Linked DNA regions of Homo sapiens: regions 2, 3, 4 and 5 are each linked to region 1. A link is a loop called in an ENCODE intact Hi-C map of the cell type or tissue named here. Cell type or tissue: dorsolateral prefrontal cortex. All regions are shown on one strand. Links, peaks and the distances in the headings refer to the core of each region. The heading gives the core; the rest is flanking DNA. Region 1 has its middle 73 kb from the start of TEX51. Region 2 has its middle 13 kb from the start of TEX51. Region 3 overlaps BIN1 (bridging integrator 1). Region 4 overlaps LINC01889 (long intergenic non-protein coding RNA 1889). Region 5 holds the start of LOC105373604 (a long non-coding RNA gene).

Evidence for each region. Peaks named below come from ENCODE experiments on the same cell type or tissue, not always from the same donor. Only the 100,000 strongest peaks of a DNase experiment are listed, where the experiment ranks them.
Region 2: a loop joins it to region 1, with 3 times the contacts of the local background. A loop is called at or near these places in 3 of 110 quality-filtered maps.
Region 3: it touches region 1 in a loop (2.2-fold over the local background); 12 of 110 quality-filtered maps call a loop at or near these places.
Region 4: a loop joins it to region 1, with 5 times the contacts of the local background. A loop is called at or near these places in 22 of 110 quality-filtered maps.
Region 5: it touches region 1 in a loop (2.1-fold over the local background); 6 of 110 quality-filtered maps call a loop at or near these places.

Annotation. Positions count from the first base shown.
Region 1 is chr2:126,968,398-126,974,597 of GRCh38, reverse strand. No RefSeq gene overlaps it. Among named protein-coding and RNA genes, the nearest start is that of TEX51, 73 kb to the right of the region's middle. RefSeq lists an enhancer at 2,666-3,633. In dorsolateral prefrontal cortex, for the core only: CTCF peaks have their summits at 2,214 and 2,424 (motif pointing right); DNase peaks (open chromatin) are centred at 2,407, 2,767 and 2,997; H3K4me3 peaks cover 1,359 bases; H3K27ac peaks cover 1,123 bases.
Region 2 is chr2:126,883,230-126,889,429 of GRCh38, reverse strand. No RefSeq gene overlaps it. Among named protein-coding and RNA genes, the nearest start is that of TEX51, 13 kb to the left of the region's middle. RefSeq lists a silencer at 2,866-3,065. In dorsolateral prefrontal cortex, for the core only: a CTCF peak has its summit at 2,943 (motif pointing right); DNase peaks (open chromatin) are centred at 2,959 and 3,559; H3K4me3 peaks cover 999 bases.
Region 3 is chr2:127,047,146-127,053,345 of GRCh38, reverse strand. It overlaps BIN1 (bridging integrator 1), which reads left to right. Exons shown (of 19, transcript NM_139343.3): 15 at 984-1,091; 16 at 2,103-2,192; 17 at 2,434-2,544; 18 at 2,824-2,925; 19 at 4,713-5,314. The coding sequence ends at 4,820. Among named protein-coding and RNA genes, the nearest start is that of BIN1, 57 kb to the left of the region's middle. RefSeq lists an enhancer at 1-190. In dorsolateral prefrontal cortex, for the core only: CTCF peaks have their summits at 2,014 (motif pointing left), 2,818 and 3,017 (motif pointing right); DNase peaks (open chromatin) are centred at 929, 2,006 and 3,015; H3K27ac peaks cover 4,276 bases.
Region 4 is chr2:125,742,078-125,748,277 of GRCh38, reverse strand. The region is part of intron 1 of LINC01889 (long intergenic non-protein coding RNA 1889); the gene reads right to left. All of the region lies in intron 2 of LOC124900611 (a long non-coding RNA gene), which reads left to right. Among named protein-coding and RNA genes, the nearest start is that of LINC01889, 34 kb to the right of the region's middle. In dorsolateral prefrontal cortex, for the core only: CTCF peaks have their summits at 2,383 and 2,587 (motif pointing left); a DNase peak (open chromatin) is centred at 2,557.
Region 5 is chr2:127,023,314-127,029,513 of GRCh38, reverse strand. It overlaps LOC105373604 (a long non-coding RNA gene), which reads right to left and starts at 4,286. Exons shown (of 3, transcript XR_001739697.3): 1 at 3,504-4,286. RefSeq lists an enhancer at 4,336-4,935. In dorsolateral prefrontal cortex, for the core only: a CTCF peak has its summit at 3,879; DNase peaks (open chromatin) are centred at 3,783 and 4,493; H3K4me3 peaks cover 2,299 bases; H3K27ac peaks cover 2,158 bases.

The DNA.
Region 1 (6,200 bases), core at 495-5,494:
TGTACATGATGAAAGCTACGGACTCTGCTCAGAAAAATCCCCACTTAGCCTCATTTCGTTTGGGTTTAAGGGTTCACAGACTCTGAAATCATCCAGTTAAAAACCTGTGACTAGATGGGATGGTCTTCAAGGTGTGTGGCTCTGAGGTTCTGTGTGTTTTTTTGATGCTGAGGCTGGAGCTTGAGCTTCTGAAAGCTGAGAGCAGAGAGCACACACAGCTATTCCCTAGGACTGTGAAGAAACCTGCCCCCTACTTCTCACCCCTGACCCCAGCACTGGGGCGATAGACACCCACTGTGGACAGAGGATTGGGCCCTTTGCTGCTGGGCCTTGTTGGCTGCTGCCCTGATGATGGTGTCTGGGGTGAAACTCAGTTGTCAAGGTGTCCCCCTCTGTCATATGAGGTCCAGCCATTCCCTAGGTGAATCCTTTCCTCCCTGGTGGGGGTTCCCAGGCGGTTGGATGCTGAGCCAGCCACTCCATCTGCCACCTTCTTCCTCTCTTGGGTCTGGTCAAGGGAGACTGAACACAAATGTCTCAGTCAACTGGAGCCAAGGGTCTGTGTCCTCAGGGACTTTCTGCCAATGGCTGCTCTGGAAGACTGAGACTCATCCTTCTGGACTTTGGCACCCACCTGGCCCTGTCCTGACCTCCCAGGGAGCACAGGCAGGGCCTGGGGCTGAAGCTGCCTGTAGGTCACTGCAGGGCTCTGCCTCCTGGGAAGGGTGACCCATCCAGTGAGGTGAGAATGAGTAGGCGCTGGCTGAGAGAGCCCTTTGTCTCCTTTCCCCTAACATCACCCAGAAGCCACTGCCAGGGGTACAGTCCTCACTGCTGTCCTGAGCTGGGGCCAGGGAGAGTGGCTGGGGCACGCCTCGGCTCCCAAGGTAACTAGGGCTGCTGCTTATCTAGCAGGGTCAGCCATGTACCACACAGCCTCCCCTAGAGGGAAGGACCGCATGACTTTTTGTCCAGCAGGGGAAGAAAAAGATGAAAGATGGAGAAACAGTATCAACAGTCAGGCTTGGGAGACAGGAGGGAGCCGCAGAGGATGGGCTGCTCATGTTGGGGGCTGGGGCGGGGCTGTGTGGAGCAGGGTGTGGGTGTGGAGCCAGTTTGGACTCACATGGGCCTGACTTCAAGTTGTGACTCTGCAACCTATCAGCCGGTGACTTCAGTGGGGTCTGTGCCCTTTCTGAGCCTTAGTTTCTTTATTTGTAAAGTAGGAAGATAATCATGCCTCCCTCCCAGGGTTGCTGAGGGAATTAAAGTGTCTGTAAGGCAGTGCCATGTGGTCACTGCTCTGTCAATGTTCACTTTTATTAAACTGGTGGGAAAGGCAAGGGGCTTAGGAATGGGAGTTTTGATCGCAAGCCAGCCTTTGGTACAGGGTGTGGGGTTGGGTAGGCAGGTTTACATCTCTTCATTTTGTGGTCAACAGAGGGAGAGGCAAAAGAGTACTTTTTACAATATCTAGAAAGAGGTGAAAGGAAGGACTGAAACAGATATCTGTATACCCACGTTCATAGTGCATTATTTACAATAGTCAAAGGTGGAAGCAGCCCAGGTGTCCATCGACAGATGAAGGATAAACAAAACGCAGCATGTACCTGCAGCGAATATGAACCTTGAGGACATTATGTTGAGTGAAAGAAACCAGTCACAAAATACCGTACGATTGCACTTACATGGGGTCCCCAGAATAGGCAAATTCATACAGATGGAAAGTAGAATGGTGGGTGCCAGGGGCTTGGAGGAAGGGGAAGGGGGAATTAGTGTTTTGTGGGTGCAGAGTTTCAGTTTGGAAAGAGGCAGAGTTCTGGAGACGGAAGGTGCAGATGGTTGCACAGCAATGTGAATGCGCTTAATGCCACTTCAACATGGTTAAAGTGGCAAACTTCTTGTGATGCATATTTTACTACATGAACAAACCAGACGTTACAGCTGGGTGGCATTCCCTGTGGGCGGAGGGGAGGGGCTGGCTGACCCCTTAGCTCTGGAGCCTCACTCCCGTTCCGGGACTGTCTTCATTAGGCCCTGCAAGGCCCAGTGCTGATGAAGGCAAGGCCTCTGCCTGCTGGCCGAGCCCCTGGGCAGGCGTATCTTAAGGCAGCCCCTCCAGTGCCAGCCCTGCTTCCAGCTCCTCTCCAGAAGCCCCTCATTTATTAGGAGAGTGCTTCCTGCTGTCTTCTCCAACCCCATTGGCAGCCCGGTTGAGCACCGGGGGCTGGCACTCTTGTTGACCCAGGCAGCCAGGGCTGGTACAGCCGCAGGCCCGGCCTCACAGCCGAGCTATCCTGGCAGCTGGAGGCCTCCGGGGCCAGGGGCCGGCTCCGGGTCCAGAAATAGGGCGAGCAGGTGGCGCGGGGGAGCGGGCTTGTCAGGCAGCGCTCTGAAGTACCAGCTCTGCTCCGCCAGGGGGAGATAGAGCCCCGCAGTTGGCTCCGCGGCTTGCGCGGCCGTAGCCAGAAAGCTGCTTCGGAGCTGGGGTCGGGAACCCGGCTCTGGGCCTGACCAGATTCCCCTAGCCCCCATCTGATCCCTGCAGGGCTCCCAGGCCCCGACCTGCGCTGTGCGTGGCCCTCGCCAAAACCAATGCCTCGGGTATCTATTAATATTGGCTATGAAACAAAGCAACCCCCAAACTCAGTGGCTTAAAACTACCATTTTATTCTCGCACGTTTCTACGAGTTCTTCTGATCCACGTGGTGTCGACTGGGGCTGCTGCATTTGCAGGCTCGGCTGGCTGACACCCCAGGGGGCTGATCCTCCCACTGGGCTGGCCCTCCCACGGGGCTGGTCTTCCATGAGCTGGTCCTCCCAGGGGGCTGGTCCTCCACAGGCTGGTCCTCCCACGGGGCTGGTCCTCCACAGGCTGGTCCTCCCACGGGGCTGGTCCTCCACGGGGTTGGTCCTCCCACAGGGCTGGTCTTCCACGGACTGGTCCTCCCACGGGGCTGGTCCTCCACGGGATTGGTCCTCCCACGGGGCTGGCCCTCCCGGGGCTGGCAGTGGTGCTGACTGTCGACTGGGAGCTGGCTGGGGCTCCCGACCGTAGTCAGTGCCCACGCGAGCCGCTCCTGTGGCTGTGCTCCTCCAGGGAGGACCCTAAAAGCCAGTGTTGAGGAGGGGAGAAGAGGAAGTTCCTCCGCAAGGCGAGACCCAGATAGGCACAGAGCCACTGCCGCAGACTCCTGCTGACCTCTCAGGGCCAGGCCGACCCAAGGGCAGGAAAACAGATGCCGCCTCTTGGAGAGAGGGACGAGGAATTTGGCGGCCGGCTTTAACCTTCCCTAGAGCTTGATGTCTCCGGGCCTCGGTTTCCCGTCCGCCAAATGGAGCCCTATGCTACGAGAGCTACCACTTATTCCACCAGACTTTTACAGATCTTTACAACCCCCAGGAGAGGGTCAGAGGCAGAGAGCAGGCTTCGAGGGAGCCAGGGAGGCTCTTGCTTAGGTAGCTGGCTAGGAGTTAACTTTCCCAGGGACAAAAGCCACATTCATTGGAAGCTTTTGAGGTACCAGGTTGTGTGCTTTACTTTCATTACCTTTAATCTTCAAAGTAACCCTGTAAGGTGAGTAAAATTGCCCCCATTTTATAGATGACAAAGCTGAACCCCTGTTAGTGAGTTGCAGGACTCACCCCCTTCTCCAAACCCCTGTTAATGACTTGCAGGACTCACCCCGCTAGAGAAGGGGAGAGCAGTCTCTACATTCCAGGGGGCCTTTCTCTGAGAAGCATGTGCTTCTGCCAACGCACTGCCTGCCCAGAAAGCAAAGCCCTACTGTGTTTGTAGCTCAGGAATCTTCACAGCAGGAGGACAAGGATGACTGGCATGCGAAGGGCCCTTCTGAGCCATTTATGGCAGGGAGTGGAGGAGCAGGGAGCTGGCTGGCTGGGAGGATTCTGGAAGGATGGGCTGTGTGGGAGAATCATGTGCAGTTGGGGAATGCCATCTGACTGCTGTCTCTGAAGGAAGGGCCAGACATGGGAAGATAGCACTGAATTTACAGTATGAGGGATTGGGATTCATCTCAAGATAGTGGTTGAAGAAAAAGGTTCTCCCCCGATGTTAAAGGAAAAGACCTTTATTCTGTTGGGGCATGTATAATGCAGACATAGAAGAATATACTGATATTGTAACAGAACTCACAACAGAATATACTGCTATTGTAACAGAACTCACTTATCCTTAGTAATGCCCTTTACACTGAAATTGTCCCGTTTGGGCAACTGAAAAATGAGTATGACCATTGCCTGCTGTCGGGGGCAGGGCATTGCCACAGCAGAATTGGAGAGCCAAAAACTCAAATTCTCAGGTATGACATGACAAATAGGAAGAAATGTGATCAGTCAGAAACAGTTTCTCCTCAAGCTCTGTTGCTCAGAGATAACCACTGATGTCACTTGCATAGTTTTTGATGTTTTCTGCGTGCAGGAATTTTTCACAGGGCTGTATGCAGCCTACCTGGATGTATAATATTGCCTCTTGTGTTTCTGTCTCTTTTCTTTATTTAACATTATAGACCTTTTCATCATGATGTAAACCTCACAGTTACTTTGTGATGTGGACAATTTTTCTTCCATTCTATTAATGAAAACTGGAGTCTCAGAGAGGTCCTGCAGTTTGCGCAAGATCCCACAGCTAGTGAACAGCAGATTTGAGACACACGTCTAGGTCTCTGATGGACTGAACTCCTTCTGCTCTGCCAGCTGCTTCCTATAATCCGGGGCACCCCTGTCGGCCTGGTGTTTGGAGGCAGGTGGGGAGAGGGTAGACCCCCAAGGGCTTTCCATTTGCTCACATGCTTGAGTTGTGTGGACCAGGTATTAATGGATTCTCTGTGTATCTTAGGTTGTTTGCAGTGAATGGGCTGCCTGTTCTTTGGTTCCAGCTTAGTTTAGAAATGTGGTAGCTATTATATTGGGCCACCCAGCAGGGACCTCCCTTTTCTTCCTTTTTTGGGTAAGATACCTGGTCCTCAGGTCTTCTGCAGATCACAGGGATTGGCACGAGTTTTTCCCCAGGATTTTTCTCCTGTTGGTAGTGGAAAGACTGTCTCTTCCCATGGGGTCGCAGTCCTGGAAGAATGTGACTCTGGGTTGCCAGCAGAATGGCTCACCAAGGGCATGACCTGCATCCTGGATTCAGTTGTGTGGGATGCCATCAACCCCACTCCCACCCCATCCTTCTCAGTTATATGACTGAGCACATCCTTTTGTGATGGAACAAGTCAGTGCGGGGTTTTTGTCACGTGCAATCAAGGGTCTTGAACAGAACAGGAGTCATTCATTATAACCAACAGCAACTTACTCAAACTAACTCATGTATAAAAGTTTGTGTGTGTGTGTGTGTGTGTGTGTGAGTACGTAGGGAATTCTTTTGGCATTGAGGAACAGGACATACAACTTGACCTTGTGAGAAATGGGGAGTCAGGAGGGAGTTCCTCAGGCCATCTTTCCTCCTCTGTTCCTTTGGGGTCTCAGTTTCACCACTGCATCCCTCTGGGTTTCTGCTCCACTCATCTATTTTCCTCTGTAGACTGGCTGGTCTGTGACTTGTTGGATGCTCTGGTACCTAAGCTCATCTGTGGCTTTGGACAGCCTTGGTGCCCACGATGGTCCTGATCCTCAAGGTCTGCATCTCAGCCACACCTGCAGGATCTCCTGGTGTGCTGTGCTAATTACATGGACCCAGGAGGAAAGCAAAAATGCATATCTAGTCCTGGGTCAATCATCTGTGGACAGAAGCATGAGGTCATGGGTATAGTCACGGTTCCATAGACCACCTCTTCAGCAAAGGCCATGGGTGGAGCATTTTCTCTTAGTGGGAATGATAGGGAGGCAGCCATGGCATGCCTGGTGCAGAGTGGCTGACACTGGTTGTCCCAGATTCCCCTGTGGTCAGAGGTCCCGTGGCCTTCAGTGGTCTGAGTCATCCTGCCATGCTTCCTCATGCCATAAGGGAGACCCTCACCATCTAGTTCCCATCCTCGCGCTTTCATCCTAGTGACTGGAATCCTCCCCTACATGCCACTCTTCCCACACTTCCATCCACCACCATGACTGAGTGGATTCTCCCCAGCAGGTGCCACACTGTGTGGCTTTGCCCTCCTGCTGGTCTCTCTGACCCAGCACTGCTTCTGTCTTTGATAGCCAGAAAGATCCAGCTCAGCTGCCCACTTCCCATGATAACC
Region 2 (6,200 bases), core at 392-5,391, 85 kb after region 1:
GGTTAGTAACGGGGGAGCAAGGCACTGCCCCAGATGTCTGACCTCAAGGCCAGTGCAGCCTGCACACCCACTGCTGAGAGAGGAGGGAGGGCCCAGAGGTGTGGCGGCCGTGTGGGGCTCAGGGCAACGTGCTGCCCAGTTCCTGGGTGGTCCTCCTGCTGCTGTGGGGAGAGTGTGGCCCACTGGGGAGCCAGGGCTCTCTCAAGAAGGGGTGGGGAACTTGGGAGCCGCATTTTGGGGGAAGCGGGGTTGGCTTTCGAGTGGGGACAGGCAGCCCCAAGTTGACAGAGTGGAGGCAGCTGCTGCAGAGGAGGAGAGGAGGATTCCCCAGTCTTGAGGGAACGTAGTTTTCTGACAGGTAGACTTGGATCACTCAACTTTGTAAGGATTGGCTTTCTGACACCTGGAGACCCGCATCTGCAGCAGTGTGGGTTCCACGCTCACAGAGATTCAGGGAGAGTCTCAGCACAGCCCCTAACTAGTCACGTGGCCTTGAGCAAGTCAATTACCCTCTAGGGATAATAACAGAGTTGTAGTGGGAATTATTTAAAATAGGTGGTAGAAAGAGCTGGGCCCACACCAGCAGGCAGTAAGCATGAGCGCCTATGGTGAGCTCTGTTGTTATTACTGCAGTGAGATGGGGCTAGGGAGCGGCTTAGCACTGGAGCTCATCCAGCAGTGATGGGATGGTCTGGCTGGTGCTACAGGGGAGACCTGCAATGGGAGAAGGTAGAATCTGACCACATTTAGGTCCCTTCATCTCACTTTTGATAATGTTTTTGAGGTGCTGGTGATCCCTGGGCAGGTTACATGGCCCCCTGGGACCTCAGTTTCTTCCTTTGTAAGCTCTCCTCTCTTGCCAGGGTGATAGGACGGCACTTCAATCCAACAAGAGTCCTGTTGGTGACCGAAGCACTGTGTCTCAAAGGGAGAAGGAAGAATGGCTTTGTGCTGCAGAGGCAAGGGGTTAGGATGTCTTTCCCAGGGCACAGTGGTTCTGCCGATTCTTTGGGCTCTGATCTAAGCCTCTCCACTGGCTTTGGTCCAGGGGCATTGGCTTGAGAGCCTCATCTTCCCTGCACTGGACTCTGGTGCTCACTGAAGCAGAGTGCACGAAACTCCCCTTAAAAGCCTGGTAATGTGGCTCAGAATTGGGCCCTGCAGGGTTATTAGAGCCATCCATCTTAATTATACTGAAAATCACTTATGCGTTTTCCTTAATAACACTGCATTCATAATTTCCCAGCTCTGAGCCGTCTCCTGGCAGGGCTGTCACTCTCAGGGTGGAGTGTTTTCTGCAAGTCACATTTCTTTGTTCTTTCTCCCTTGGTGGGACGATGGGCTGGGCATGGCGGAATCCTTTCCTGTGGGCCATGGATGGAGGGTCAGGCCCTGGGGAGACTGAACCCTCCTGAGTGCTAGGTACTGCCCAGATTCTTCACACCCAGCATGTGATTTAACCCTTTGCATAACCCTGTGAGGTCCATGGGCTTATTGCCATTTACAGATAAGAAAACAGAGGCTCAGAGAAGCTAAGAACTTGTGCAAAGCAACTCCCTCAGAAATGGGGGCTTCAGGGAGAAAAGCTCCTCTTCTGATTTCCTTTGAGGTGTTCACAGACGCCCCCCTTGATCCTTCAACCCCACCGTTGCAGTTTCCATTCTGGCTTTGCCAGGGAGCTGTGAGAAGAAATGCTTTCCTCAGGCCGGGTGCGGTGGTTCATGCGTGTAATCCTGGCATTTGGGAGGCCAAGGCAGGTGGATCACCTGAGGTCAGGAGTTTGAGACCAGCCTGGCCAGCATGGTGAAACCCCGTCTCTACCAAACATACAGAAATTAGCCGGGTGTGGTGGCAGGCGCCTATAATCCCAGCTACTTGGGAGGCTGAGGTAGGAGAATCTGGGAGGCGGAGCTTGCAGTGAGCCAAGATCATGCCACTTCGCTCCGGCCTGGGTGAAAGAGTGAAACTCTGTCAAAAAAAAAAAAAAAAGAAGAAAAAAAAGAAAAAAAAAAAGAAAAGCTTTCCTCCCTTGAAGCATCCTCCCCATAGAGCCCCAGAAAACATGCACACAGCACACACGTACACACATGCACAACACACACACACACATAACACACACACACGCATACATTCTCTCTCTCTCTCTGTCCCCACTACGGACAACTCCCTCCCCTGTCTAGTATAGGGTCTCGGTTTCTCTAGTGCGTCAATGGGGAGGGCTAAGTCTGGGTCCCTCACTCGCTACTCACATGGGGGCAACCCTAAAGGTGACAGTAAATTGGACCATGCGCTGCCCGGGAAGAAAATGGACTTGGAGCCGGTCTCAGGAGGCAGGAGCCGGGGCACACGTGGGAGTAGACCTGGAGAGCGCATGTCTGTGAGTGCTCCAGTCCGGGGGTTCTGGCCTGAGGGGGCTCCTCCCACGGGTCTCGAGACTACTGGGTACATAGAAAGCAGAAGCCAAGAGACAAATATTGGGAGGGAGAAAAAGCAAGACAGATGTAGTGTATGCCAACCACGTGCCATTTTGCCCTAGGGGAAATGAGTCGAGCCTCTGAGCTTTGAAGGGCTTGGGTCGGGAAGAGAGAAGGAAGAGGGAAGGGGAAGGAGGCCCTGAGAGCGGAGGTGTGGCGTGGGGAGGGAGGGACGGGGAGGCAGGAATCAGGAGGAGCCTCTGACGGCCCTGGGATCAGCAGGTGGTTTGGAGGAGGTGATTCTTGCGGGTGAGGAAGCGGGTGGAGGAGGCAAGAGAGAAGAGTCTGGCAGGGATCAGATACGGGACTTCAGGCAAGATTTACTGCCAGTGGGAGGGTCACCCAGATGGGGCTCCGGGAAGGCAGGGGCAGAGCCCCGTTCCTTCTGGGGAAGAGGCCAGCAGCTCTCCTTAGGCAGGAGCAGGAGCGCGGGGAGCTGAGGCCGAGCTGGCTGGCGCACGCGAGGGGGCGCTGTGGGGCGGCACCACCGGGTCGACCAGACCACGCCCACCCCGCTGAAGCGCCGCGAGGGTGCGTTTGGGGCTCTGGGTGATGGGCCCGACCGGGGTTAGGGGGCTGGGAGGGTCGGCCACGTGAGCCTGATCAGTCCTGTGGGGCCGGGCCACGCTAGGCACAGAGCCTTTGCTTGCAGCTGGGCTAGGGCCAGGTGGCCGGTGCTGGAGGGCGCTCAGCCTCTCCGGACATGGCCTGGCTCCTGGGTTCAACGCGCGGGGCCCTGGTTTGCAAGGCTGCGGAAGGGCTTGCCAGCACAGATTTCCAGGGGCTGCCCTGTGGGTTGCCCCTGACGCCCCCACTTCCCTTCTCATCCCAGACACTGTGGTCCAGGAGGTGCAGAGTTCAGGGCCTGCAGAGCACGTCCCCCCACGAAGCCATCCTTGGGCGAGCACCAAGAAAGCGGGCTGATGAATGGGCTTCCACCCCGAGGTCCAGACAGCTGCCTTCCCTGCTGACTCAGCTCGGGAAAGCTGCCGAGGCAGAAACTTTTCTAAGAGCAGAAAAATAAGGCGCGAGGCCCCGGCGCTGTCTGTGGTGAAGGAGCGAGGCTTGAGAGAGGCCCTGAACCCTGGAGGAGCCTGGAGGAGCCTGGAGTTCCCAGTCGGGCCCGCTCCAGCCCAGGAGGGAACAGTAGCAGCACAAGTCCGTGCATCCCGGATGGAGGCTTCATTTGCCCAGAGCCCTCCAGGCGCCTTTGGGAGCTAAGTTGTGGGTCTCCCGGTTCCCATGTGAGGAATCCGAGGCCCCGCGGAAACCCATAAACGACATCCAGCAGGGTAGGATGGACCCGCTGGGCCTGGCGTGGAGCCCACCTGTGCACTTTGCATACCCACTGCCTGCTCAGCCCCTCACACCTTCCCTTTTCAGCCACTCCCCGACTTGTAGGCTGGGGGTGTGGCCAGAGGCTTCCCAGGGCTCTGCAGAGAAACAGAATCAGTAGGAGATACATACATACACACATACACACACACACACACACACACACACACACATATACACATATACATGATATATTATTATATCTATGTATCTATGTATCTATCTATCTGGAGAGAGGGAGAGAGGAGAGGAGACAGGCTGGCAAGTTCAAAATCTGCGGAGCTGATGTCCCAACTCGAAGGCCGCCGGGCAGGAGGAATTCTCCCTTGCTCCAGGTAGGGTCAGGTCAGCCTTTTCTCCTATTCAGGCCTTCGAGTGATAGAATGAGGCCCACCCACTTAGGGAGGGTAATCTGCTTTACTCAGCCTACTTATTTAATGTTTATCCACAGACACATCTAGAATAATGTCTGAACAACTGTCTGGGCACCTCGTGTCCTGGTGGAGTTGACACGTAAAATAGGCAGAGCTGCTGCAGGTGCCTGGGCATGAGCTCCACCAGTCTGATCCTAATTTTTCATCCATAAAGAGCATGTCGTCAGCATGACTGAGGCTAATGAGTCGACACCATCTATGAGCCAACACCATCTATGAGCCATGATGTGTGTGGCCCACAGCGGCTCTGTCGGACTCACTATGGGCAGTCTCCACTGGCCCTCCCAGAAGGGATCATGCGGGCAGTAGTATCAATGCTTTTTATTTTTTTTTTTTTTGAGATGAAGTCTCGCTCTGTTGCCCAGGCTGGAGTGCAGTGGCACAATCTCGGCTCACCGCAACCTCTGCCTCCCAGGTTCAAGCATTTCTCCTGCCTCAGCATCCTGAGTAGCTGGGATTACAGGTGCTCGCCACCATGCCCGGCTAATTTTTGTATTTTTAGTAGAGACAGGGTTTCACCATGTTGGCCAGGCTGGTCTCGAACTTCTGACCTCACGATCTGCCTGCCTCAGCCTCCCAAAGTGCTGGGATTACAGGCGTGAGCCACCGCGCCCGGCCCGGCCCGTATCAATGCTTTTAAGTATTCACCAGTTGCTCCTTGGCCAGGATGACTGTAGCTGATGTCTGCAGGACTGATGATGATAAGCTAAGATGACACCTCCTCCCTGGGGGCCACAGAGCCACGATCTATAGATCTGTGAGGCCACCAGGACCTCTAGGGTCAGTCGGCCCCGCAGAGGCTGATTTTATCTGAGGGCAGAGGAGCCAGGGAGAGTTATAAGCAGGGCTCAAAGCACATCACATTTGCTTCACAGAGAGGGCTAGGGGTGCTTCCCTTCCCTTTATGGTGATGGGTCCCAGTCTGGGCTCAATGTGTAGCCCACAGGCCTCTTTGCTGGTCAAGGAGGTGGACTACACAGTGGGATGTTGGTCCCACACCACCTGCCCTGATGTGTCCCTGAAACCAAATCTGGTGCGAGAACGCCTGTACTTAAGTATATGAAAAATTTAAGGTGTTTTGAAAACAACTATGTAGGGCTGCCAGAGGGGAACAGATGTCATATTGGCACATAAACAATTAACTGGGACCAGCTGCATCCTTCACTCACCATCACCTACGCCATCAAGAAGAATGGCATTGTAGGGAACAAGATGAGGGCTATGAGTGCTCCGGGCCTGGAAATGTGCTGGTCACCACTATTCCAGACAAGAGGCTTCTTGTTCCCCCCCACCTGCAGAACTCAGTTTCCTCACAGAGTGGGGCACAAATCTCAAATAGCCACATAGCTGCCCTCAGGGGTACGGTTTTACTGGGGAGTCCAGACCTGGCCATAGGAGGCCATTCTCGACACGGCCATGTGCACAGAGCAGAGTTCCAACTACAGGCAGCCATAGACCAGCTTCCTGCACAGCTCTGAGGCCTCGGCCAACCAGAGTAATCCTGTGCTATATTTACCTGCCTCTAACATGGTCCCTGCCCTATCTATGCACCTTGCATTTTCTGTAAGCATCCAGCATCCAGGACAGGGCCGGGCATAGTGTAGGTAGGCAGGAATGTTTATTGAGTGAATGGATGAATGGATGGATGGCTGAGTAGTAAACAGATGAAGAGGTGAGTGGATAGATGAATAGGTGGGTTGATGGGTGGGAGATGGATGGGTGGATGGGGCCAAAGGGAAGCAATGCCATTATGGGTGGAGGGAGCTTTACAGACTGTTTTCCCAACCTCAGGGCAGAGGCTGTCTCTCCTCTAGGGCTTATGTGGCACTGGGGTCCCCTTTGTTCTCTATCTTTGAAAGGCCAAGGTCAGGCAGGCACCTGATTATGTAGGAGGTAGGCGATGCCTGAATCCCTTTCATACTGTGGCGCTTGATTTACCTACACATAAAATGAGAGC
Region 3 (6,200 bases), core at 1-5,000, 79 kb before region 1:
AGCCTGTTCACAGGTGCATGCACCCCACACACCCCCCACACGCAGGACACACAGGCACGTGCTCACGCACAGGGAGCTGGTGAAGCCACCCGCCTCCAGCCATTCTGCTGCTTCTCCCTCTGGCAGGCCCTTGGAAAAGGGGATCTTCGGTTTAGCTTGAGACAGGGGTCCCCTGAGATCTGGTCCTGTTTTCACAGCCTGTGAGTGTTTGCCTCCAGACAGAAGTGGGCCGGTCACCCAGGATGGACGAGTGTCCTCAGGGTGTGGGGCAGGAGGGCCTCAGGGTAGAAGGTTCTTGCCTTCTCTGAGCTTTTTGGCAGTGGGGAGCTGTTTGCGAGGAAGGGGAGAGGGGAGGAATGGATGGTTTGAGAGAGTCAGGGAAGACAGGGTGTGGCTGAGTGCCTTCTGAGAGCAGGGCCTGCAGGCAGGTGCAAGGCCATCTCACACAGCACCATGTCACTGTCACCTGATAGCTCAGGACACAGAGGCTCAGGGAAGGCTCAGTACTTGCCCAAGAACTGGTCATGGTAGAGCCAGAATTCCAACAGGGTCTCCTGGGCTCTGTCCCTGAGACCCCCTGATACAGGCAGAGATGCTGGGAGGGGCAGGCGGGTGTGCAGGCGCCCTTGGGGCATGCGCTGGCAGCCCAGGCTCCTGGGAGCTCTGGAGGCTCCACCGCAGGATTTCCCTCTGGAGGAAGCCAGAAAGAGCCAGCCTGGTGCGAGCTGGTAGGGCCATTTTGACAAGTGGATTTCGGTAGGTGCTGAGCTTGGGCAGCACAGTCACACCTGCCTGTCCCTTTGACAGTGGTAGGAGAGAGGATGTGGGAGGCGGGTGGCTGGCCGGGCTCCGCTGGTACCCACCCTGCCCCCACCAACCCCAGCCGCTGGTGACATTTTCTCTTGTCTTGTGATCCTGCCCATTGCCTTTCCACCCCGGCCTCCCCGCCCCCTCCCTGTTCTCTCCTCGTGGCCTGTTACCAGCCCACAGAGAGTCCAGCCGGCAGCCTGCCTTCCGGGGAGCCCAGCGCTGCCGAGGGCACCTTTGCTGTGTCCTGGCCCAGCCAGACGGCCGAGCCGGGGCCTGCCCAAGTAAGTGCCCACCTCCAGCCCCTGTCTGGCTTGTCCCCAGTCTCTAGGGGTGCAGCATGGAAGGAGAGCCCCGAGGAGGGGTTGCAGGAGGGACCAGGCCACCATGGATGTGAGGGTGAGGACAGGGTCCTGAGCTAGGCTGCCCCAGCACGGGCTTGTCACCAAGGCTGCCAGGGATGAGTGAGCGCAGCTGGGCGCATCAGCCCCTCCTGCTTGCCCACCCCAGCCCAGCCTCCCAGCGCAGGAGGAGCATTTAGAGCACCTACTGGTTTATGCCAGGCACTTTCCAGAATCTTCTCATTTAATCTTCGTCATCACCTTTACAGCCAGACACTTCCTCCTTTTACAGATGAGGAGATGGGGGCTAGGAGGGTTGAGTAACTTGGTTCCAGCACTCAGAAGTGGCCAAGTCTGAGTGTCGGCCCAGGTCAGCCCAGCTCTGGGGTTCCTGCAGGGCCTGCCGTGGTGCCCGTGCTGCGGTGCCCGTGCTGCGGTGCCCATTCTGTGCCACACCCTTCTTGGATTTGGGCTGCGCACAGGCTGCACCGCACCACCTGCGCTGGGTTGTGCTCAGGCTGGGACAGATGTGTGTTGCTGTCCCCTGCCATGGACTATCTATAGGTGCAGCAAGATCCTGCCACCTGCCGGGTCAAGCAGGGTGGGCGGGTGGTGGCTGTGGCTGGGCGAGGTCTTGGTGCCGAGAGAGCAGGGCCTGTGAGGCGGGGTTGGGGGTGGCACTCTGGGGCTTGCACTGGGCTTCTTCACAGCATTGTCACTCACATCCCTGGGCCTGCCAGCGCCTACTCTTCAGCTGCTTCCCCGGCCCAGGGCCCAGCTTGTCCAGCAGAGGCTCCCTGGATTCTTCGAGGCACTGGGCAGCTCTAGACCCTGCTGCCAGCCAGGCGATGCCCCCGGCCCTGTCGCTTGGGTGCTGCCCTCCTGTGGCCTGTTTCCTGTGTCCTGGCTGTGTCCTGTCCTGTGTCTGACCCCAAGCCGGCATTTATGTTGCAGCCAGCAGAGGCCTCGGAGGTGGCGGGTGGGACCCAACCTGCGGCTGGAGCCCAGGAGCCAGGGGAGACGGCGGCAAGTGAAGCAGCCTCCGTAAGACAGCAGGGACAAAGCCCTGCCTTTTCCTCCCTGCCGCCCGCCTGCCTGTCCGGGGCTCCCCTGTGGCCCCTGCTGGTGCTGGTCCAGGCCTGGCTCCTGTTGAGGAAGCTGGAGGCGGGCCGGTCTGGCACCAGGCGCAGACACCTTTCTCCCCTCCCCGCCCCTCTTCTCCTCGGTGGCCCTGGCTGTCCCTGGACCACCTCCCTGCTCAGCTGACCCGTACCTCTGCCACCAGAGCTCTCTTCCTGCTGTCGTGGTGGAGACCTTCCCAGCAACTGTGAATGGCACCGTGGAGGGCGGCAGTGGGGCCGGGCGCTTGGACCTGCCCCCAGGTTTCATGTTCAAGGTGAGCCCACAGCCTCTGACTGCTGCAGTCCCTCGGTGCCCTGGTGGGCAGATGAGAACCCTGAGCCTCAGGAGACTCTGTGGTTTGCCCAAAGTTGTGCAGGCGCTACTAGGTCACTCCCAGCCAGCAAGGTGGCATCTGAGCCCCATACTGTCCTGCTGCTTTTGAGCACTCCTGGTCTCCATACTGCCACCTGCACCTCCCACACGCAAGGCCCGTGCTCTGTGCAGGGCTGGAGGTGGGACGGAAGGTCTGACTTGCGATCCGCATCCTCTGCAGGTACAGGCCCAGCACGACTACACGGCCACTGACACAGACGAGCTGCAGCTCAAGGCTGGTGATGTGGTGCTGGTGATCCCCTTCCAGAACCCTGAAGAGCAGGTGAGGGCTGGGTGGGGCCGCCAGAGCGCAGGGGGACCACAGGCATCCTGGCTGCGGCTGGCACCGCCGTGGCGGAGACAGGCCAGCAGGGGGCAGCAGAGGCCCGCGAGCACCAGGGCTCCCGCGCCAACTGCTCCTCCCCGCCCTCCACGTCGGGCTTTTTCCTCTCTCCCTCTCCTCTCCCTTCCCTTGGCCCCTCTCCTGTTAGGCCTCTCTCTCTCCCTGTCCCCATACCCGCTTCTTCCTGTAGCCTCTGCTTTCTTCTCCCCACGTCCCCCCTTTGCTCAGGCGCTCTCAGCTCTGCCTCTGTCTCTCCCCTTCTCCTCTCCTGGCAGCTGTGCCTGAGGCCTGCCTCCCTCCTGGGACAGGATGCTTGACCCCTCCTGCCCCGCCCACAAGGTGCCCACCCTGCAGCCAGCCGGAGCACTGGTTGGGCTCATGAAGCCCCGTGTGCCGTCCCTCGAGGCGGGCCCTGCCCTGTGCACGCAGGGCCATGGGCTTCCCAGCTGTGTCCCCGGCTGAGGCTCACCCACGATGCCTTCCAGACCCTTCTCCTCCTGCTGTGGCTTCATGTTAATCTCCTGGAAGTGAGGGCTCCTGTTGAGCCTGGGTGGGTGCTAAGTGTGTCCCTCCTAGGTCTGGGACCCTCCTGGATCTGGGTCAGTTGCCCCTCCCAGGGGGCCTTGGACTCTTGGCAGGAGCCTCCCCGCTGTGTAGAGCCAGCTTTGCTTGTGGGGGGTCGGTGGTGCCATGTGGGCATCTGGCTTCCTCCACGGCTCAGCCCCTGAGCACCTCGGGCTGTGCACAGAGGGCCTGGCCGGCTTCTTCCTGCTTCCAGAGAACATGTTTAGCCATCAACGCTTCTGTGTGAATAGGTTATCAGAGCGGCTGAGGGTGACAGTGGGTCTGCCTGGGTCTTGGATGAGGCCGACCCTACTGGGGGTCCTGGGCTGGGATGTAGGGGTACCAGGTACTTATTGAGGTCCGGGGCAGGAGGCCTGAGTGATGAGGACCTTGTGGGCCTGGCACTGATTTGGCCCTTTCTCCTAAGCCCCCAGGTCTTCATGGACCTCCTAGTGGGCCAGCCCTGGCTGGGTAGGATTTCAAGCAGACTGCTACCCAGAGCCCACAGTGAGAATTGGCCTGGGGCTGCTGGAGGGGGCTCAGATAGGGCATGAGTAGGGTCTGTGACCAGGCTGACAATGACACAGAGGGAAATAACAAAGACCCAGGTAGGCCCCAGGCACAGCCCAGCTGCAGGGGCAGCCTCGGCCCAGCCACTGGCAGGAGTGGATGGCCATACGGCTCCCCGTGACCCACCTGGGGCCAGGGGCCTGTCAGCACTCCCAGAGAAGGCCCTGCGGGTGTCAGGATTGAAGCAAAGGGCAAGTCGAAGTTGGAGGGACTGGTGGGATGGCCCCAAGTCCCTCTAGAACTTGTAACTTGTTGTCACTCCCAAAACTTTCTGGGGTTGTTTGAGAAGCCTGGAATCCTGGAAGGGCTGATGTGCACATCATGCATGCAGTGGGACTCATCAAAACCAGCCACGAATGGTTAGATCCACCTGCGGACGACAGGCTGGCTCCTGTGGTGCCTCTGGGCAGGAGCCTCAGCCAGCAGCATCAGGGAGTGCTGCCTGGAGGAGGTGTTCTCAAGGTGGGCTTGGCAGGCTGAGGCACCAACAGCAGGAGGAGGGGCCGTCTTCCCAGCAGGTTGGAGTGGGATGCGTGCCCTGTGGGGTGGAGCCCCTTGCTCATCCCTGTGCGACCTGGTGCTCTGCCCCTCAGGATGAAGGCTGGCTCATGGGCGTGAAGGAGAGCGACTGGAACCAGCACAAGGAGCTGGAGAAGTGCCGTGGCGTCTTCCCCGAGAACTTCACTGAGAGGGTCCCATGACGGCGGGGCCCAGGCAGCCTCCGGGCGTGTGAAGAACACCTCCTCCCGAAAAATGTGTGGTTCTTTTTTTTGTTTTGTTTTCGTTTTTCATCTTTTGAAGAGCAAAGGGAAATCAAGAGGAGACCCCCAGGCAGAGGGGCGTTCTCCCAAAGATTAGGTCGTTTTCCAAAGAGCCGCGTCCCGGCAAGTCCGGCGGAATTCACCAGTGTTCCTGAAGCTGCTGTGTCCTCTAGTTGAGTTTCTGGCGCCCCTGCCTGTGCCCGCATGTGTGCCTGGCCGCAGGGCGGGGCTGGGGGCTGCCGAGCCACCATGCTTGCCTGAAGCTTCGGCCGCGCCACCCGGGCAAGGGTCCTCTTTTCCTGGCAGCTGCTGTGGGTGGGGCCCAGACACCAGCCTAGCCTGGCTCTGCCCCGCAGACGGTCTGTGTGCTGTTTGAAAATAAATCTTAGTGTTCAAAACAAAATGAAACAAAAAAAAAATGATAAAAACTCTCAGAAAACGTGTGTGTATTTGTTCTCCCTCTTCTTGTCCGTGAGTGCGGATGGAACCGTGTTATCTGTGGCTTTCTTACTGAGATGGTCTGCCCCCGAAGGCCCGCTGCCCTGGGCTGGTGCACCACAGGGCTTCAGCCCCTGTCCCCTGGGGTTCTTAGGGGTGGTCAGCTGGAGGTCAGGGACTGGGGGCTTGGGTGAAGGGGCTTGGCGAGCCATCTCTGTCCGAGAAATCTGCTGAGTGCTATCCTAAGTGACCTTTTTATTTTATTTTGTTTCATTGTTTTGAGACAGAGTTTTGCTCTTGTCGCCCAGGCTAGAGTGCAATGGCGAGACCTTGGCTCACTGCAACCTCCCGCTCCTGGGTTCCATCGATTATCCTGCCTCAGCCTCCTGAGTAGCTGGGATTACAGGCGTGAGCCACCACACCCGGCTAATTTTATATTTTTAGTAGAGATGGGGTTTCACCATGTTGGCCAGGCTGGTCGCAAACTCCTGACCTCAGGTGATCCACCTGCCTTGGACTCCCAAAGTGTTGGGATTACAGGCATGAGCCACCACACTCAGTGACCTTATTTAATACGCAAGAGAACCTGTGGTTCAGGTACCAGGACTCCCTTTCACAGATGAGGAAGCTGAGGCCCACGGAGGTCCAGTTACCGGCAGGTGAGTGATGGCACTGGACTGTGGGTCTGAGCACTTGACCCCAGACCAAGGGCAATGCTTGTGTCTGGTGGGGTCTGAAGGGCCTGGGTGGGGGGCAGGCATGCTGGCCTGGCTTGTCCCTCATCTCTTGACCCCTGCTGACCCCGCTCTGGGCGCTTCAGTTCCATCGGCAGACTTGGACAGGTCTGAGCAGCAGCTTTCCAGGAGCTGCGGGGACTGTGCC
Region 4 (6,200 bases), core at 1-5,000, 1.2 Mb after region 1:
TCTTGGATACTTTAAAACACATCTGCAAAACCAAATTAATGATATCTCCCACTCAGATATGGCCATCTTCCAGTATTCTCTCTCTACGTCCATGTCACTACCACCAAGCTTTACACATTTGTCTTTATTACCCTCATGTCATCACCCATTTTTGTCCATTTTACCCCCTAAATGTCTATGGAATTCATCCACTTCTCTATCTATCAACTTGGTCTAAGCTACCATTGTTTCTCATGTGTGCTATTATGCTAACCTCCTAACTGGTGTTCTTGGATCTGCTCTTACTTTTTCCAGTCCATTTTCCATGCTGCAACTAACCTACTGAGTTAACACCTTTCCTTCCACCTTCCCATTGCTTTTATCAGAAAGATGCCCACTTTAAGATGGTAGACAATGTGGTTCTGGGTCAGTTAACTGAATATCAGTTCATCAAAAGCCATTTGCTGAATTATGAGGATTTATTTTGTAGTTTTCTATTTTCTGTTTGTTCCTTCTTTGTCATTTGACCTTGAATCTGCCCCTACCCTCTTGTGAGCTCTTGTTCATGGTCACAAAACAGCAGATCCGAAACATATACAGAGGTAAACAGCAGAGCGAAGAACAAACACAGAGACAGGGGCAAGACTAAAACTCTCAGTGATCAGTCCAACTGGTTGTGAGGTAAGTGGCTCACCGGTTTAGAAGAATTGACTCTAGGAATCAATTTCTGAAGAACTGACCTACTTATCCACTCCCTAAGAGGGCTAAGAGATCTGGGTACCACCATTCTTTCCAAGTTATTTCATACCAATTCCTTTTTTACAATCCTGCCAGTCACCTTCAAAGACAAAGGGCTTTTTAGAGCCCAATGTAGTGGTTCCTAACTGGAGGTATAAAGCTGTCTTGGAGATGCTTCAAAATGTGGGAATCATTTTGTTGTCATAAGAAGCAGGGTAGAAGTTGGGACCCAGATCCTAGCCTTTCTCAGATGAAGGTAAAAATGCCAAATATTTTTCTATGTAGGTAACAATTCCACCCAATAATGTCTCTGTTGAGAAACATTTGGAGTGCATGAGTCATCCCACCATAGGCCTTCCCACTTGCTGCTCTTTCTCCCTCCAGTGCTATCCCCACCCTCTCTTTTACCAAGTTAATTCCTACTTAACATGTAGACCTTGGATAAATTGCTACTTCATAGGAATGTTTTGACCTCCCAAATACATCAAACTGTACACTCATAGCACTGTGTGCTCACAGTGTTATAGTTAGACATTTATAGAACAGTTGACTGTCTCTTTTCCCAGAAGTCTGTACAGCTCCATGTGGGTAAGAACCATACCTCCTTTGGTAATGGCTTTTTCGGGTAATCCCCAGCACCTGACAGAGTACCCAGCACATGGAGGCACTCAGTAAGTGTTTGCAGACAGCAAAAGTTAATGAATGTGTGAATGCATAGGACCTGATCTCAAGGGACTTGCTGTATGGCTGGCGACAGGGAACAGAGCCTGGTGTCAAGCCCAGCATAGAACCACCACTGAGCAAAAAAGGAGTCTGCCCACTCTGTACCAAGTGCAGGGCTGGATGGAAGGTTAACCCCCCAATTACATTTTAAACCCTCAGGACTAAAATTAATCATTGGAATGGTGACACTTGATGTAAACCACTTCAAATGGATTGGCTGTGTAAAACCTCTGTCTTGCAGATGTCCTGAGTCAGCTCACGGGTAACCACACCAGCTTTTTTCTGGAGGATTCAAAATACCCCTGGACTGAAGAATGCTGCTGTTTGTTTGTTCCGCCAGCAAAGGCTCAGTTGTTTCTTAGAGAACAAAAGGAGGAAGCAGTGGTCTAGTGCTGGTCAGAGCAAACTTCAGAGCTGCAGGGTGAAAGGGCAGAAAATGATGGAAGAGAAAAATTGAACTGGAGATGAGGAGCAGGAAATAAAAGAGCCAGTTTTAAAATGTTTCCTGTAATTGAATAGAAACATGTGTCCCTCATTTGCAGAGGAACCCCAGGGCAGACAGACCACCTCAGGATATTCATTATTTCTTTAAATCTTTAATTGGGCACTTCAAAAGATCGCAATTAAGCTTTTTAAAAATACAAAGTTTTAGTTGAAAGAAATCCATGGGGACCTACACTGTTCAGTCTCCTGGTCTGGACCAATGGCCTTATTAAAAACAGGAGGAGGTGATGCACAAAGGCATCATTCCTGAGTCATTGGTTAAAGGAAGCATTCAGACTGTCTCTTCCCCATTAATAGGCTAAGAATCAAGGAAACAAAACAAAACAAAACAAAACAAAAAAACAAGAGAAGACAGACAATTATGCCCTATTCAACTCTAACTCCCAAATGGAGATGTGCACCCCAAGAGGCCACCTCATTCCTAATGCCTGTGAAAAAATAAAAGTCAGGGAAATACTTACGGTCCATACTGATCTGCTCTGAACTCTGCCTCTGCATTTGTGCACTTCAGTCCTGTCAACACTTGCATGCGTTGTGAATGGGCCCATCCACTTCTACTTTCAGGTTCTAAACAGCTCACTCCTCATGCTGGACTTGCCTCCCATGGCCTCAGCATCCAGATATCCTGGTTAATTCTGCCCTCTGCTGGAAACTTGCTTTGTCCCTGCTGTGGTCACATTGGTCTCTAGTCTGCTGCTCTGTAACTCATGATTGCTTTTCTAACATTGATCCTTTCTTCCTGTCCTTCGGTCCCTCTAATTCTAACAAGCAGAAATACTCATTATATTCCTAGTGTATGGAGCGCTGCCCAACCACTGCAAGCCAAAGACAAATGAAGGAATCTCAGCTCAGCAACTTGGAAATTTATCTCTGTCTTCCTTGCTTTCACTATGTTTGTTCTGTCCTTGAACCCCAGCTGATATACTTTTGCCTTTTCAATGTCACCACACCCACACAAGGCATTCTACAATTCCTTTTTCTGCTCAGTGCTCTAGATCAGCTATGACAGAGGACCTTTGTTGTTAGTAGGAGTCTTAAGCCTAAAGTCTTAAAGCTGAACTGTAGACACCAGAGCTGAGTAATCATGGTTCTTCCAGAATCTTCCTGAATCCGCTGGGGCTTCCACTGTTTTGGAAGGCTGGAATGGCTAGCGCCATACTCTACATGAGTGGCCAATAGAGCCTGATGCTCGTTGCCCTGTTACGCAAAATCCTGGCTTTCCTAGACACCCACCCATTGCCAGTGACACACTCTCAAGAGGCCCCCAGCCTCTGCCTGGTAGCACACTACTTCTGTTGGGTGGTTTGCGACAGGTAGGATGCAGCCTTGCATATCTTTCTGATTACTGGGAGGCTGCCCTTTCTGAGGAAGGTCCTGGCACTTACTGGGTTTGTGATGGAGATTTCTTGGCTGTAGCCTGTCTCGGGGTGAGCACTGGGTGTAGGCTGATTCTATTCATCATCTCTAGCTTGTTTCTTCAGCTCTGTTTCATCTCTGTTGACCTGTTGTGATGTCTCTTTATACAGGTCAGCACAGCTCACACTCCTGACATGATCCCAGGGAACAGGTTGAAATGACTGAAGGAAAGCACATTTATTATAAACTGGTCCAAAGCCATTTGGGGCTTCTTGAGAAATATCACATTATCAACCTCAGGTACAAAACAGCTAGGTGTCCAATGAATATTCTCTCAATCATTCAGGACAGCTCTTCCTAATGACCATTTTCTCTAAGGTTCTTCAGATTTCTCTAGTTATATTACAGGCAACTGATGCTTTATTGTCATCACAGAGTGACAAGTGGACAGAGGTAAGAAAGGCAGTTAAATAATTATAAGCTTATCCATTGCAGCATTGTAGCAATAGTGTCGTATTAGACACAACCTTAATGTTCATCCATAGGTTACTGGTTGAATAAATTGTGTGTCATTAAAAAAAAGAGTAATTTTCAACTATGAAATAAGATTTATTTCTATCAAATAATATAGTGTGATTTACTGGATGTATCATGAAGTGAAAAAAGCAAGTAGACATTACTACGTATTGTAAGTAACTCTACCTCTATGTAAAAAGGAAGGAGCACTGAGGATATATACTTACATGTTTGTATACATGTAGGTATTTTACATGCTTTCTTGCAAAAAGAAATACAGGAAGTATATACCAGAATCTGAAGATAACAATTACTTGTGAGAAAAAAGTTGGATAGGAATGGAAGCTGAGTGTGGTGGCTCACACCTGTAATCCCAGCACTTTGGGAGGCTGAGGTAAGTAGATATCTTGAGCTTGGGAGTTTGAGCCCAGTCTAGGCAACATGGTCAAATCCCATATCTAAGAAAAATAAAAAAAAAAATAGTGGGGCATGGTGGTCCACACCATCGTCCCAGCTACTCAGGAGGCTGAGGTGGGAAGATGGCTTGAGCCCAGGAGGCAGAGGTTACAGTGAGCCAAAATCATGCCACTGCACTGCAGTCTGGGTGATAGAGCCAGACCCTGTCTCAAAAAAAAAAAAAAAAAAAAAAAAAAAAAGAAAGAAAGAAGAAGAAGAAAAAGAAAGAAATGGATATACAAATTTTCTGAGTATAGCTGTGTATATAATCTTTACTTTAGAACTATATACATGTTTTACATATTCAAAAACTAAAACTAAAATGAGAGCTGAGCTATGAGGATGCAAAGGCATAAGAATGACACGATGGATTTTGGTGGCTCAAGGGGAAGGGTGGGAGGGGGGTTGAGGAATGAAAGAATATACATTGGATATGTGTACACTGCTTGGGTAACGGGTGCACCAAATATAAGAAATCACCGCTAAAGAGCTTATCTGTATAATCAAGCAGATTCCCCCAAAACTATTGAAATAAAACAAACAATGTAAATTATTTTTTAAGTTCACTTAGCTATTGCAATTATTATGTCTCCTTGTGAACAATTGTGTACTGAACTTTTAGTTCTTCCCACATTTCTCAGAAAACTTGAATTTGCCACAGTCTTCCTTTTCTCTCAAACTCCTGTTATTTTAAAGGGCAACTCCAAAATCCATATGGGTGAACTGAATAAATGCCTAACCATAAAGATTCTTGAGCTCCTCGAATCCATAAATCTTCCTAGGTAGGGCACCTATTAGCCTGTGAATACAATGCTCACCTGGCAAAAAGCAATGCATCTCTAAAACTTTGCTCTAATATTCAATGTTCTGATCTTTGTCTTCTGTGTCTCCAGCTGCCTCATTGATTCTCCTCCACTCTCTCCCTTTCATCACCATCACATGGAATCCCTTCCTCCGTTCTGCAGCCTATATACACAGTGATGCATCACTTTACCACTTTTTATATTTCTTTATCATGACTCTTCATATATCTAGAAACCTGAATAGAATGGGATAATTAATGACCTAATTCTTAATACTTTTCAACTGTTTTTCTTTTTGCCTTTCCACTTTGACAGTTCACAGTAAGCATTTTATCTAGTTCCCAGTCTCAGAGGGAATGCTTCTAATATTTCACCATGAAGTATGATGCATGCTGGAGGTGTTTAGGAAATATTCTTTAGTGTGTCAAAGAAGAGCCCTTTTATCCCCAGGATTCTAGGAGATTTTATCATTGATGACTTTTTAATTTCATCACTTGATTTTCTGTATGTATTGAGGCGATTTTTCTCCTTCATTTTGTTAATATAGAGAATTGCAACTATTGATTTTTGACTATTAGACTAACTTCATATTCCTAGAGTAAATTCAACCATGGTTGTAATTTATTTTCTTTTTGTATAGTTAGCTGAGTGTCTGCAAATTTTTAAAGGGTTTGTATCTATCTCCATGCAAAAAGGTAACATACCATTTACCTCTCTTATGATGGCCTTGACAGATTTTTCTCACAAGTTGGAAATATTATTTTTTCTTAATTCTCAAAAACAAATTTAAGATTGTTACATTTCTTTTTTAAATATTTGCTAGAATTCATTAATGAAGTCATCTGGGCCTGAAGTTTTTTTATAGGAAGTTCTAAAAATATTGTTTCATTATTTTTAATAGATACAGACTTATTTAGCATTCTTTTTTTTCTGTCAGTTTTGTAAACTATCTCTCTAGGAATTTGTCCGTTTATGTTCTGAAACATAGTAGACAATTTTGTAAATAATATTCTTATTTTAATGTTTGCAGGATCTGTCATGATGTACACTTACAAATTTCTGGATGTTTTTCACTACCAGTTTCACTAGTTATTGGTTATATTAGTCTTTTCCAAAAAATATACA
Region 5 (6,200 bases), core at 824-5,823, 55 kb before region 1:
AGCCATTTCTCCAAGGAGCCCAGAGTACATCTTTTTAAAGGTTTTTGATACACATTGCCAAATTATCCACCAAAAAGCTTACAGAAAGTGAACAAGCCAGCCAGCAATGTGTGAGTGCTTATTTCTCATTACACTGCAATGATCTAAAAATAATATTTTGTCACTCCTTTGATTTGATTCCTTTAATAATTAGTGACTCTCTTTAATTTTTTAAAGTTTATTAGTGATTTGTGATTTGGTAAATTGTCTTTTCAGGTTCTTAACCCATCTTTCTCTCAGAGTGTTCACTTGTATCTTAACATTTTCATAAGAACTCTATATCTAGAATGTACATTAACCTGTGATTATCACATAAAATACAAATATTTGTCCTAGTATCTTATTTGCCTTTTGAAATTACAGACTTTCATTCTACTATAAAGACACATGCACACGTATATTTATTGCACAACTATTCACAGTAGCAAAGCCTTGGAACCAATCCAAATGCTCATCAGTGATAGACTAGATAAAGAAAATATGGCACATATACACCATGGAATACTATGCAGCCATAAAAAAGGATGAGTTCCTGTCCTTTGCTGGGACATGGATAAAGCTGGAAGCCATCATTCTCAGGAAACTAACACAGGAACAGAAAACCAAACACAGCATGTTCTCACTCATAAATGGGAGTTGAACAATGAGAACACACAGACACAGGGAGGGGAACATCACATACTGGGGCCTGTCAGGGGGTGGGAGGCAAGGGGAGGGATAGCATTTGGACAAATACCTAATGCATGTGGGGCTTAAAACCTAGATGACGGGTTGATAGGTGCCGCAAACCACTATGGCAGATGTATACCTATGTAACAAACCTGCACATTCTGCACATGTATCCAGAAGTTAAAGTAAAATAAAAAAAAGAAATTATAGATTTTAAAATTTAAAAACAATAAAAGACTTTTAATATGGGACATTTAAAACATATACAAAAGAGGATAATGTAATGAAGAACCTCATGTACATATTCCCCAATTTCAATAATTATGAACATTTTGTCATCTTTACTTGACCTACCTCTTCTCTCACATTATTTTTTTTAAACTGGAGTCTTTTCAAGTAAATCCCAGACAGTATGCCACTTTGCTTGTAAATACCACAGTATGTATCTTTAATTAACTAGAGCATTTAAAAAACAAGACCACCACACATTATCACACCTATCAACATTAAATTCGTTTCTTAATATCATCTAGTACACAATTAACGTTCAAATTCTCAAAAAGGTCTTTCAGAGTTATTTTGTCTCAATCAAGATCCAAACAAGACCCATACATTGTTTGGTATATCTTAAATATCCTTTGTTCTTTTTGCTTTATTCTTTATTATTTGTAGATGCCACTGGTTCCCTGGAGAAACTGGTTCATTGGATCTGTAGAATGGCCCTTATCCTGGATTTTGCTGATTGCAGCCTAGAGGGCTTTTAATACTTATTCTGCTGTGCCTCATATTTCCTATAAATTGGTGGTTAGATCCAGAGACTTGATTAGATTTAGGTTCACTTTTTAAGGCAAGAACACTTCCTAGGTGGCGCTGTCACTTTCTAATGGGTCCCATCAGTGAGACTCATCATATTTGTTCTACTTTTAGTGATGATAAGATTGATTAGTAGGTTCAAGTGGGGGTCCACCTGTCCCCCCACTGCAAGCTTCTTCATCAAGTTTACCTAATTGGCTGGTGTGGTGGTGCACGCCTGTAGTCCCAGCTACTTGGGAGGTTGAGATAGGAGGATCCCTTGAGCCCAGGAGTCCTGGGCCAGCCTGGGCAACACAGTGGGACCCTGTCTCTTAAAAAAATTTTTACCTTATCAACTCTTTGGCCCCTCTAAAATATAATTTTGAAGAGGAGGACAGAATGAATGCTTGATTTTTGTCCCTTCACCAATTTTAGAGTAATGTGTTAATGTCCTAACAAATTCCAGTGATGACCAAAGAGTTTTAGAAATGTTATTATAACTCACGGAGTTTTATATATTTGTTATGCTTCATTCCATTTCAATCACTTGACTTTTTGGTGCTCAATGATCCCATCTTAGGGCAGTGGGAGCCCTTTCAAATTGAATCGTGTGTGTGTGTGTAGTATGTATATGTCTGTCTGTGTGTGTGTGTGTGTGTATACATATATGCATTCAAAAATGTATACGGAAATGCAAAAGGCCAAGCCAAGCCACATTTTAAAAGAATAAGGTGGGAGAATTGAATCACCACACATCAAGACCTATTTCAAAGCTATGGTAATTAAGCAGCATGTTTTTGATCATAGACATACAGATGATTGACTCAAAATATAGGCTTCTGATACAGACCCATACATTAATAGACCTTTGGTTTATGATCTTGTAAATTACAAGCTTCTCAATAAATTGACAATAGAAATCCATGGGAAAAAAACTGGAATCCCAACTCACGCCATAATCTATTCTAGATGTATTAAAGGCTTTAATATGGAAGGTAAAGCTAAAGATTTTAGGGAAAAAAGCTGAATATCTTTGATATCTTTTAGTATCTTTGATATTTTGTTTTTTTTTACTATCTTTTAATAGTGAAAAATTTCTTAAACAAGAAAGATAAAAAGTATTATTAACTCTAGAACGGGAAAATAAGATAAACTGAGGTATTTTTAAAGTTGTATTGAGAGACCTGAGACCAGTGCCATCTGCACACTCTGTTTTCAGTTCGTGACTGGGCAAGTAAATGCATTGAAAACTCAACTTTCAGAAACTTTTATGTCAATTTGACAGTGTATTTTCCTTCCCTTCCTGCCTGCCTGCCTGCCTGCCTCCCTGCCTCAATGTATTTGATGTCTGCTTACTCTACTGATTAAAAAAGTGGGGCTTAGCCTGGGGGCAGTGGCGCATGGCTGTAATCCCAGCACTTTGGGAGGCTGAGGCAGGCTGATCACTTGAGGCCAGGAGTTCGAGACCAGCCTGGCCAACATGGGGAAACCCCGTCTCTACTAAAAATACAAAAATTAACCGGGCATGGTGGTGCCGTGCCTGTAGTCCCAGCTGCTCTGGAGGCTGAGGCAGGAGAATCATTTGAACCCGGGAGGCAGAGGTTGCAGTGAGCTGAGATTGTGCCACTGCTCTCCAGCCTGGACGACAGAGTGACTCTGAAAAAAAAAAAAAAAAAAAAGCGGGAGAGAGTGGGCTTAGGTTGCGAATGCCATTAAATTTTTTCAACAGTTTAATGTTTGAGCATTTCAGTGTGCCATTGATTGAAATAAAACAAACAGACAAACCAAAACTGGTCCACCGTCACAGATAATTTAATACATACTGAAATAGACAACATGAAATTCAAGAAATCAAGGAGTTGAGAAATGCCACTAATGAAAAAACAACATAGATGTGAAAATTGCAACACATTAACTTCAAAAGAATAGAAGAATCAGTTCAAATAAATCAAGAAAATGGGCAAAAACAGTGAACAGATACTTTACATAAGGATTTCCAATACCCTATCAGTGCTATCTTGCGGGAAATGAGCAGGAAGCCACAGGAAGCTGCAGCGTCAGCCGATCAGCAAGGGTTAAAGACGTCTCGCAATCCTGAAAGTAAGCAAGTACGCTGACCACGCTGTCTCTAGAAAGCGCTGATTGGAGAGTGAGCCACTCAAGACCTCTAAAAACCACTCAAGCCCCGGGCAGCATCCACCCACGATAAACCTTTCCGCGCCCCTAGCAGCAATGCACGCCTAGCCCTGAGCACCAATAAGGATGCTCAGGCAGGACCCGGATGGCGAGGCGGGGACCTTGGTAGCGGCGCCACTGGCTGCGGCTGCAGAGTGAGAACAAGCAAACGCCCCCCACCGGCAGGGTGGAAGGAAAATGGAGTGCGTTGGCGCTGCGGAGGAGTCACTGCGGTGAGGATGGCCCGGACACCAATTTGGGCACCCGCAGGCGCAGCTAGCCGGTGGGGCGCACCTGGGTCTCCTCCGGCTTCCGCGGGATATCTGCAGGGCGACTCCCTCCAGATTCAGTAAACGTCCTGCTGGGGGAGTCCTTCCCCTGCAAAAGGCCCGCCCCTGCCTCCCATGTCGTGGAGTTCGAGGCAGGGTCCCTGAAAGGGTCTTGGGGTGGGAGGAGTCCTGTGAGATCACCGAATGAGTCAGGGTCTGGCCTGGGTCCCAGGCCCAGGGGTCCCGAGGCCCTGGGGCAGCTGGGTAGCTCTGCTGGCCGCCCTGTGCGGGGACTCTCTACCTATGCAGGTCTGGTCGGACCTGGAGGCAGCGGGTTCTGCTGCTGCGAAGATTCCCAACGGCCGGTTGGGGAGGGGCTGCACAATCCTGGACCTCGCGGGAGTACAGGACCCGCAAAGGCAGGGGAGTCGGATCATGTGCCAAGAGCATCCCGGGGTCCCGGCTGCTGGCTTGGCTGCCCTGGTCATCGCTGCGGTTATGTGCCGTTGCTACCGCAGAGCAAGCGGCCCCGGTTCTTGAACCACACCTGCACTTGATGGTCCTGCAAGTTGAGTCTGACAGCCAGGGCCCCCGCTCCTTGTGGGCTGTTACCTGCTCTTTCCAGCCTGTCTCCAGCTCCGGCGGCTTTCCCTTACTGTAGACTGCACTTCCTGCCGCCGCCTCCTGGGAGAGCGTGGGATGGTGGGGGATAACTAGGTTCTGGCATCCTCACTCCTCCTGCCCACAAGCGATGGGATTTAAATCGCACTGTCCATGCTGTGCTCATCGAGGCCCACCCTGCTTTTACTAGGACCCTCCCTGCAGTCCCCACTCCCTCCTTCCCACGAGTCTTGCAGTCATGGATTAATCCCTTCATTATTGACCAGCTGCTGCAGGCAGGCCCTGTGTCGTCCTGTATCACTTTAACGTGACCTCATTAGTCTTTGATTTCTCCTTCACTTTCTGGTACAATAAGAGACTTGTATCCAGTCTCCTTTTGTACATTTTTTGCCCTAGACTTAGAATCAGCCAATTTCATTGGTAAATGTTATCTAGAGAGTTCAGCCGTGGAAGTGTGCTCATTGTTACTGGGTTTTCATTGCTTCTGGGTCTTTTCAGTGGACAGAACTAGAAAATATGTATTTTTTAAAGAGTAAAACACAATGTGAGTTCATACTGCAATTTCCAATTCACTTTTAAGATTACAAGATTTTTACTTAAACTTCCTTGATTTTATGCTATGTCATTTTTATACTGAAAATTATGGTTCCTAATGATGGAAACATAGTAATTTAATAAAAATGTCAATACTAATATATGGCTACTGAATGCCATTTATGATTTCTTTCCTTTTTTCTTTTCCTTTTTTTTATTGTCCATAGCATATCTCTCACTTGGGATGTATAGTCAAAATGCTGCGTTTTAAAGCCACTTTAAGTAATTGTTTGCTTTATGTGGTTATGCCACACACTTTATATGCAGGAAGACTCATTCATTTCAGTTTACTTTAATTTTTAAAAATCACATAAAACACTTATCGTCCTCCCAAACTCTCTATTTATCCAGTTACAGTCACAGAAATCTTGCTTCTGTAACTTCCCGTTCACCCTGTTTCTTTTTCTTCCCAATAGATAACCATTAAAACAGTTTGGTTTTGGGTTTATCTGCCCATGGTTTCTTTTGATAATATCAATTAATATCTATCTATGCACTGTGAACTGAATTGTATTTCCCCAAAATTGATATGTTGAGGTGCTAAGCCCCAGTGTGATGGTATTAGGAGGTGGGGCCTTCAGGAGGTGATTGGGGTTAGATGAGGTCATAAGGGTGGGGCCCTCATGTTGGGATTAGTGTCCTTATAAGAAGGGACACCAGAGAGCCTGCTTGTTCTCTCTCTTCACCATGCGAGGGCACAGTGAGCTGTCTGCAAGCCAGGGAGAGAGCCCTCATCCAGGAACAGAATCCACTGGCAGCTTGATCTTGGACTTTCAGCTTCCTGGAGTGTGAGAAATAAATTCTTGTTGTTTAGGTTACCCAGTGTATGGTGTTTTGTTGTGGTAGTCCCAGCTGACTAATGCTCTACTATCTAGCTACCTCTCTGTCATCTACTTCCCCATCACTTACCTAAAAATTACCAATGATAAATATTACTGTTTGCTTCTTTCCTTTGCTTATTTATTTTTCCCCATATCAGTATATAGAGACACTTCTCATTCCTAATTACAGCTGCTCCATATTCCATTGTGTGGATGAAGG